Linked DNA regions of Homo sapiens: region 1 is linked to region 2. A link is an interaction called in ENCODE POLR2A ChIA-PET data of the cell type or tissue named here. Cell type or tissue: PC-9. All regions are shown on one strand.

Region 1 (4,000 bases), 450 kb after region 2:
AATCTTACTGTATATAAATTGTTACAGGCATTGTGTCTTGAATAACTAATGATTTTTGTCATGACAAAGAATTAGACAATAACTGGGTACTTTCAACAAGAAAGATGTAAGGATTCTTCTTGTTGTTTGTTTTTATGGCTATGCTGAATTTGGGATTTTCTTCTTATAAAATTATTTTTGTAATTATACAGATAAAAGACCATATCATAAAATGAGAAAAAGACATGAAGATGCTTTAAAATTAAAAGAAGTCTATTGTTATTAGTACTGTACTTTAGGTTTAGATAATATAAGTATCAACAGAAAAATAAAAACATACTGGAAATTCAATATAACGTGTTATTGTTTTTGTTGTTTTCTATTGTTTATCTAAGAGAAGATACATCAGGCTTCACAAATCAGGGGTTTTCTGGAGATATCAAAAATCATCCCCCAAAATGATAATGATGTGAGGTGATGAATACGTTAATTTGCTTTACTTAATCATTGCACTGTATATAAATGAACATTACATTGTGTGCCATGCATCTATACAATTTTCACTTGTCAATTAAAAATAAATTTAAAAAAAGACCTTTCTTCAGATATTATTAGTGAGGTGGTCCCTCCTCATGACTCTTAAGGAAAATTAAGGACAAAACAAGCAAATATAACAACATTTCCAATAGAAACCTGAGAATGTGGTTCATATGCCCCCAAATCTCTCTATAATTCTAGCCAAATACTTTTTTTCCGGTTATCTCTCTTCAAACTTTATGTTTAATAAAGAAAATTTATCTTTTTTTTCCTCCTTTTTTCTTTGGTTTTTGGTGTCTTAAATAATGCCAGACAATTCGGTTTGTTCTAGCAGTCACTTGATTCAACAGCTGTGATAATGAATAAAAAAAAGAACAGTGTAGGTAAATGAACTTACAAAAATGTCAAATTTATTAGATTGGACAAATCACTGACCTACATTTCAAGTCCTGAAGATTAAAGTTGTACTCTGGTGTGAGGTCATGAAACTCTCAAGTTAAAGGTATAAGAGACTTTTTTTTTCCCAACAAGTAAACAAAAACATTTTTTCTCACCTTGCTCAGGGTAAGATTTTATTTCTGTTATTAATGCTAAGCTATTTCTATTATATATAATATATATAATATAAATATAGTATATAATATTTCTATAATAGCTTAGGTACTTTTGACTTAATGAAAGATTCGGAAACAAAACTTATTTTGGATTTATTTTTGCCTGACATGAATCATTTCTTATTTTTTCCTGTAGTTGGAATTCACTTCATGAAATGTGTTAGTCTGCTTATTTCTGAGGAGGCTTGTGTTAAAATGGAACCAAACATGCTATGTGTTGATACGCTCCAAATATTCATTACCAGGTACACACAGGTACTCAGGCTCGCTCCACGAGACTGTTAATTTCACTAGTTGAGGGAATTTTAATCTCCGAGATTGACCTCTTTCAGAAACAAAGGGGGAGGGAGATAGAGAAAGAAAAAGTACACACCTGCAACCTATTTCTTTTTGAAGCAAAGCCTTTGAGCAGATGGAAGATGAGATAGAGAGAGAAAACAGGCCAATTGCCAAGAGAGGTTTGTTTACAATACAGGCAAGTTCCTTCAGAAGTTGATAGAGAGCTGTTGTCATGGAAATGAAGGGAAATATTGCTGCAGGGTTCCACAGAACAAATTCCTACTACAAATATACCTGGATTTAAAGGTGACGGAGATGGGAAGGGGGGCAAAGAGCTTCCTGAAAAAGTTTTAAGTAATGCTTTTCTGCATATCTTTGAGGTGTTCCTCAGAACCTGAGAATTCCTTGCCTTGTGGTATGCAAAATAGGCAATCAAAATAAACGTTGCCGTTCTTTCTGTATTACATGGAATTCCTAACAAGAATAAGAGAATTAGTGTTCAAGTGAGAAGTCAACAGTACATGTATCTCAATTCTGGAACATTGACTATTGTTTAAAAGACTTCTGAGAAGTACACTATTATTGTTAAAAACATACCAAAAAGATGTTTTTTTTTAAAATCCCTACTGCAGTAACACAGGTAAAGTGCCTACACCATAAGGTACTACAAAACACTGTTTTCAGTGTACAAATATCAACCTTTAACAAATTAAATAGAATCTATTCCCCCGCCTTGCCCTCCACAAAAACAAAAACAACCCCTCAATTTATAATTTATTGCCTGCTTCAAAATCTAGTCTTTGCTTTAACTTTGACCACTATGACTTTCTACTGTTTTTAAAAGAAAATCTTTTCACAAATTAGTTTTTTGAAATGTAAATTGTTTTGTGGACAAAAGTTAGTCCTGCAAATCTTCAGCTTTACAAATTCCTTATTAGGAAGTGCTTAGTAAGCTATTTTCTGGCTTTTCTCCTTTCTCCAACAGTTCCAGCAGAGGATGATGTCATTTTTCCCTTTTCCTGTTCCACCTCCCACCCTTTTATCCCACTAAGTTTCTTGTTAGGCTTTAATTGAACACAGCAACACCTGTGTTTCTTTACTGGACTTCAAACTACTATTTCCAATCCATTTCTTCAGCTGCTTACAGGGTTGTTTTCATTAACAACAGATAATTAGCAACTTCACACAGATTGAGGAAAACAATCTAGAAGCCTATAGAAGCTTCTGTGGCCTGTTGCTCATATTAAATTAAGTGTAGATGCTAATGATCAAGACTTGACATTGTTTATTAGATATTGTAGCACAGGGTTATAAAAAAAAAAAGCAGGAAGAAACCAAGTTGGGAAATTGGATTTCTCTTGTTGACTCTGGCATTAACTAGCTGGATAACTCAGACAACTGGCCTAACCTACTCTAGTTTTACATTTCTTAACTCCATCAATCACGTGTTGAAATGGTTAATACCTTTAGTCCTTTGTAATTTTATTATTTTGTAAGAATTATATTGAATTCATATAATCATTTCCTATTTGCAATATGGCGCATAAACTTCTAGAAACTGTAAAACAATCATTATATCTTTTTTTCTTTTCTCATTCCTGTTCCCTTTATCATCTCCACACACCAGCATCCTCCCTTTCTTACTCACATGTTGTCTCACCATATGATACAAAGGAAACCAGTCAACGCTGTCTGAACAATATTATGCCATCTGGTAGGATTTCCATCCCACTCACTTCTCTATTGCTATAATTCTCCTCATATATACTTGGGGGAATTCTCCCTAGACAGCATCTTCAAAAGCTGCATATTCAGATTTACCTCTAAAGGTTTACCTGGGCTTTTCACCTTCATTATTCATTAAGACCACTAGAAGATGTGAAGACTTACGCAAAAGAACCAAAAGAGACGAGAGGATACTTTCTTAGAGATGTTCGGTTTTTCAGCTTGGGCAAGGGGAGATTCAGTTTTAAATATTGATTGTGTCTCTTAAAAGCTGTATGACCTGGCACCAGGTCATTCTAAAACACAGGTCCTCGTTCTAAAACACAGGTCCGCATTCTAAAACACAGGGACATAAATAGTACTCACCTAGCTTGGCTGTTTAAATTAGTTAATACATGGATAATGTTTATAGCAGTGTCTGGCAAAAAACAAAATGTCACCTAGTGTTAGCTTAATTACTGGGGAAGGAAAGATTCTCAGAGATCCATAGATACTTTTTCTGATAATTTTCAACTTATTTCCAATGTTGCTAGATCTTTTCCTACTTTATAATATTTTTTATCTTTGTTGATCATTGTTTGTTTTCCTCACTTCTTTATTTTACCTCCAGGTTATACATTTTATATTCTACCTAAATCAATCTTAATTCAAGGAGAATCATTTTCCCATTCTTTTATTATCATAGGCTTCTGATAAGAGAAGGAAAGTAATTAGCTCATCTTACTTCAAGGAAATATATTGCCCACTTAAAGGCAATTAGTAGTTCTGTGGTCCAGGAAAACAGGATATTGATTTTTTTTTGTTTGATCCAGTGGAGTAGTTGACATGTTTATGTTTTATTCTGCATTGCAGAAACTTGGAAGTGG
Region 2 (4,000 bases):
GAGAGAGTCTTAGATTTCATTGACTCCCAAAAGTCCAAGAAGTTTAATGGGGATAATGAGTCTTCCCTGCTTATATTAGTTATCTGTTGCCATCTAATGAATTACTCCAAACCTTAGGGGCTTACTTAAAGCAACAAACGTTCATTACATCACAGTTTCTGTGTGTTATGATTGCAGGAGCTGCTTAGCTGAGAGGTTCTGGCTCCAGAGTCTCCTGTGAAGTTGCAGTCAAGATGTCTGCTGGGACCCCAGTCATTTGAAGCCCTGTCTGGGGCAGGAGAATCTAGGTCCAAAATGGCCGTTGCAGGAGTCCTTATCCACACCATGTGGGACCTCTTCATAGATGTTCGAGTGTCCTCATGGCATGGCCACTGGCTTTCCCCAAAGTAAGCAGTCCAAAAGAGGGTAAGACAGAGCCCACACTGTCTTTTATGAATTAGCCTTAGAAGTCTAACACGGTTACTTCCACCACATTCATTAGTCGTTAGGTACAGCTCACATTCATGGGGAGGAAAATCAGGGCCTGTCTTTAGATAGGAGATGTATCAAAGAATTTGTGGACATATTTTAAAATCACAGCACTACTCTTGATGTACTAAGTCAGTGACTCCCCCAGGAGTCTCACAGAGAATTGACTCCTTGCCCACCTATACTACCTTTGTGGGTAGAGACTCCAGTAGTGTGCTGGTTAATGTTCAACCAGTGGCTTTCTAGAAAACAAAATGTATGGATACATATATATGTTCTAAGTTTTACTGATATGAAGAATGTGTAGCACAGAATTTATAAATAATAAAATATACAGTATTATTTATTGTAAATTCCATAAAACCTGTTGTTTTTCACAAAAGGTTTTAGTTTATTTTTCCCAAATGCTTGTATTGGTAACATTTTCTGTATTACCTTTTTATGTCCAGACAATCAACAAAACTGAAAAAGCCCAGCCTTGTAGCATTTGCCAGTTATTGTGTAAATGTCCCCACTATGGTGGATTTCAGGTTACCACTATGATATCACAGAATGCAGAATTGGAAGGAGATTCACAGCAGCACCCCATTATACTATATTTTCACCATACAGATGCAGTCGATGTAAATTACCTGAGGAGCATAAATAATAATAAAATGAAGTTAAATAATTCGGAAATGATTTTGAAAATTGTGTTGGTTTTTAATGTAAGTTTATATGTCAGCTTTAATAAAATCTGTCTTTAACAACTAGCTTGAAGAATTCTTGAAAAATTAATAATCAGCTCTCATAGGCTAGTGACAACTGGCTTCAGTGCACCCCTGACTAGAAACACCTTTGCTTTCCACCACATGTGGAATTCCCAGTATTTCAACAATCAGAATTGAGCTTATGAGCCAACCAAGAAAAATAACATCTTATATAAGAGACAGCAATTTGAGAGAGGAATATCAGTCAGAAGAAACAAGGGGAAAGTCGAACTTGTAAAAGAGAGATGAAAATTTGAATTTTTTTAAAGGCATCCTTAAGCATATTTAAGTACAACACAAAAAGTTAAAGAATTTAGTAGATAAATAGAAAGATGAGATGATTACCACTGAGACACAGATCAATGATCTGGAAGATAAAAACAAATCATAAAAATAAAAGTATCTTGAAATTTTGCAAAGTACATCATAAATCAATGCATCAGAGATTATGTGTCATGACAAAAAAATTTATACTCAGAATGATATGTCACTGCTTACTATGCAAATATTTTCTATTTCTCCTAGCTTCAAACTATGCATATGGGCCAGGCGCGGTAGCTCATGCCTGTAATCCCAACACTTTGGAAGGTCAAGGTGGGCAGATCATTTGAGGCCAGGAGTTTGAGACCAGCCTGGCCAACATGGTGAAACTCCGTCTCTACTAAAAAATACAAAATAATTAGCTGGGTGTCGTGGAGCATACCTGTAATCCCAGCTGCTCCGGAGGCTGAGGCACGAGAATCGTCTGAACCCAGGTGATTCTGCACTCTACTTGGGCTCTGTCTCAAAACAACAACAACAGCAACAACAAAAACTGTGGTATTTTTAATGAACTAAATATTAATCTGCTAACACAGCATAGGTTTTATGATTACTGCAATTCAAAAGTCATAATAAATTTTAAAACAAATCCTCCTGTACCTGTTGTGGTGCATGCAGAAACTTTTCCTGTTCAACACACTTATATGGCACTATATAGGGATATACCAAATAGCTCAGGTACATAGTGAATACAACTTTAACACTTATATTGAAATGCTAATCTTACTTGCCAATATTAGTGGCACATTAGCATAATTTAACTTTTATAAAATTATGGAAAACAGTTTAAAATTATTCTCCCTAATATTAGCAAATTGCATTAATGGCATGTACCGTGTGCCAGTTTGTTTCCAAATAAACAAAATGTACCTTGATATGCCACTTCAGAGCCAGCAGAGGGAGCTCATACTTTTTTATTGTTTTCAACTTACTGAAGAAAATTTGCTTTTAAAAGCTACTGTGTTATAACCAATGAGAACCAAGAAAAAGGAAAAAAAAAAAAAAGCTACTGGATTCTGAAAAATAATGTAGTTGTTATTTAAATAATAAAAATGTATTAGTAAACAAAAAAGTCATACTTTAGGTTGAAATAATAAATCAATTCTAAATAAAAAGATATTAATGATATTTTATGTAAAAATGTCAATTAAAACTACATAATTTCAAGGTTTTTTTTTTCTTTTTCTTTTATTATAATTTTTTTAGAGACAAGAGTGTCGCTCTGTCACCCAGGCTGGAGTGCAGTGATGTGATCATAGCTCACTGCAACCTCAAACTCCTGGGGTAAAGCAATCCTCCTGCCTTAGCTTTCTAAGCAGCTAGGACTACAGATGCATTCCACTATGCCTGGCTAATTTTAAAATTTTTTTGTAGAGACAGGGTCTTGCTATGTTGCCCAGACTAGTCTCAAACTCCTGGCTTCAAACAATCCTCCCACCTCAGTCTCCTGAGTTGGGGTTACATGTGTGAGCCACTGCACTCATCTGCACTCAGCTATTCAATTTATTTTTCTAATAGCCTTTACTAAAAAAAAGAAATGTTTGTAACAGAGATTTCTGGGGTAAACTAAAATGGAAACCTTCCAGCTACAAGCATAAAACGTAACAGATAAAAAATGACAAATATGACACACTTCAAATTTAATTCTTACACATGAAATTAAACACATAATTTAAATACATTCCCATTCACTCAATTCTCAGCCCTTCCAAAGACACAGATAAATGCCATTATTAGTTTCTTCTTCTTTTTTTTTTTCTTTTTTTATTTTTTGAGACAGAGTTTTGCTCTTGTTGCTCAAGCTGGAGTGTAATGGTGCAATTTAGGCTTACTGCAGCCTCCATCTCCTGGTTCAAGTGATTCTCCTGCCTCAGCCTCCCGAGTAGCTGGGATAACAGGTGTGCATCACCATGCCCAGCTAATTTTTTGTATTTTTAGTAGAAATGGGGTTTCACCATGTTAGCCAGGCTGGTCTCAAACTCCTGACCTCAAGTGATCCACCCGCCTTGGCCTCCCAAAGTGCTGGGATTACAGGCGTGAGCCACCACATCCGGCCCATTATTGGTTTCTTATGTATCCTTTCAGAATTTCTTTATGAATATACAGACATATATGAACATAAAATCTTATTCTAATCGAATTTTTCTTATGCAAAAACAGCATATCATATACACTATTCTGTATCCTGCTCTTTTTACTAATATATATTGGAAACATTCGCGTAAGTCTATAGTAGAGACCTTACTCCTTTTTTTTAGGCATGTGTAGTGTATAGCAGACAGATTGTAAGAATATATAATAATTGATCTATTCCCACTTAATAAATTTTTTTAGTTGTTTCCATTTTCAATTACAGAAAATTCTCCAATAATGAACTTGTATATATTTGCCATTTTCTACATGTGAAGTCTATGTGTCTGAAGGATAAAGTCCCAAAAGTGGGATTGCTAGGTAAAAGGACA

What was found. Peaks named below come from ENCODE experiments on the same cell type or tissue, not always from the same donor. Only the 100,000 strongest peaks of a DNase experiment are listed, where the experiment ranks them.
Region 1: POLR2A ChIA-PET joins it to region 2 with 9 read pairs; 1 of 35 experiments calls an interaction of 5 or more read pairs at or near these places.

What each region holds. Positions count from the first base shown.
Region 1 is chr13:79,867,897-79,871,896 of GRCh38, forward strand. No RefSeq gene overlaps it. Among named protein-coding and RNA genes, the nearest start is that of LINC00382, 2.7 kb to the right of the region's middle. In PC-9, no CTCF peak of the experiment used is centred here; a DNase peak (open chromatin) is centred at 1,615.
Region 2 is chr13:79,421,810-79,425,809 of GRCh38, forward strand. RBM26-AS1 (RBM26 antisense RNA 1) reads left to right here. Exons shown (of 7, transcript NR_038991.1): 6 at 178-405; 7 at 918-2,527. LOC105370274 (a long non-coding RNA gene) reads right to left here. Exons shown (of 4, transcript XR_942112.2): 3 at 1,921-1,996; 4 at 794-1,100. Among named protein-coding and RNA genes, the nearest start is that of RBM26-AS1, 18 kb to the left of the region's middle. In PC-9, a CTCF peak has its summit at 2,402 (motif pointing right); a DNase peak (open chromatin) is centred at 2,452.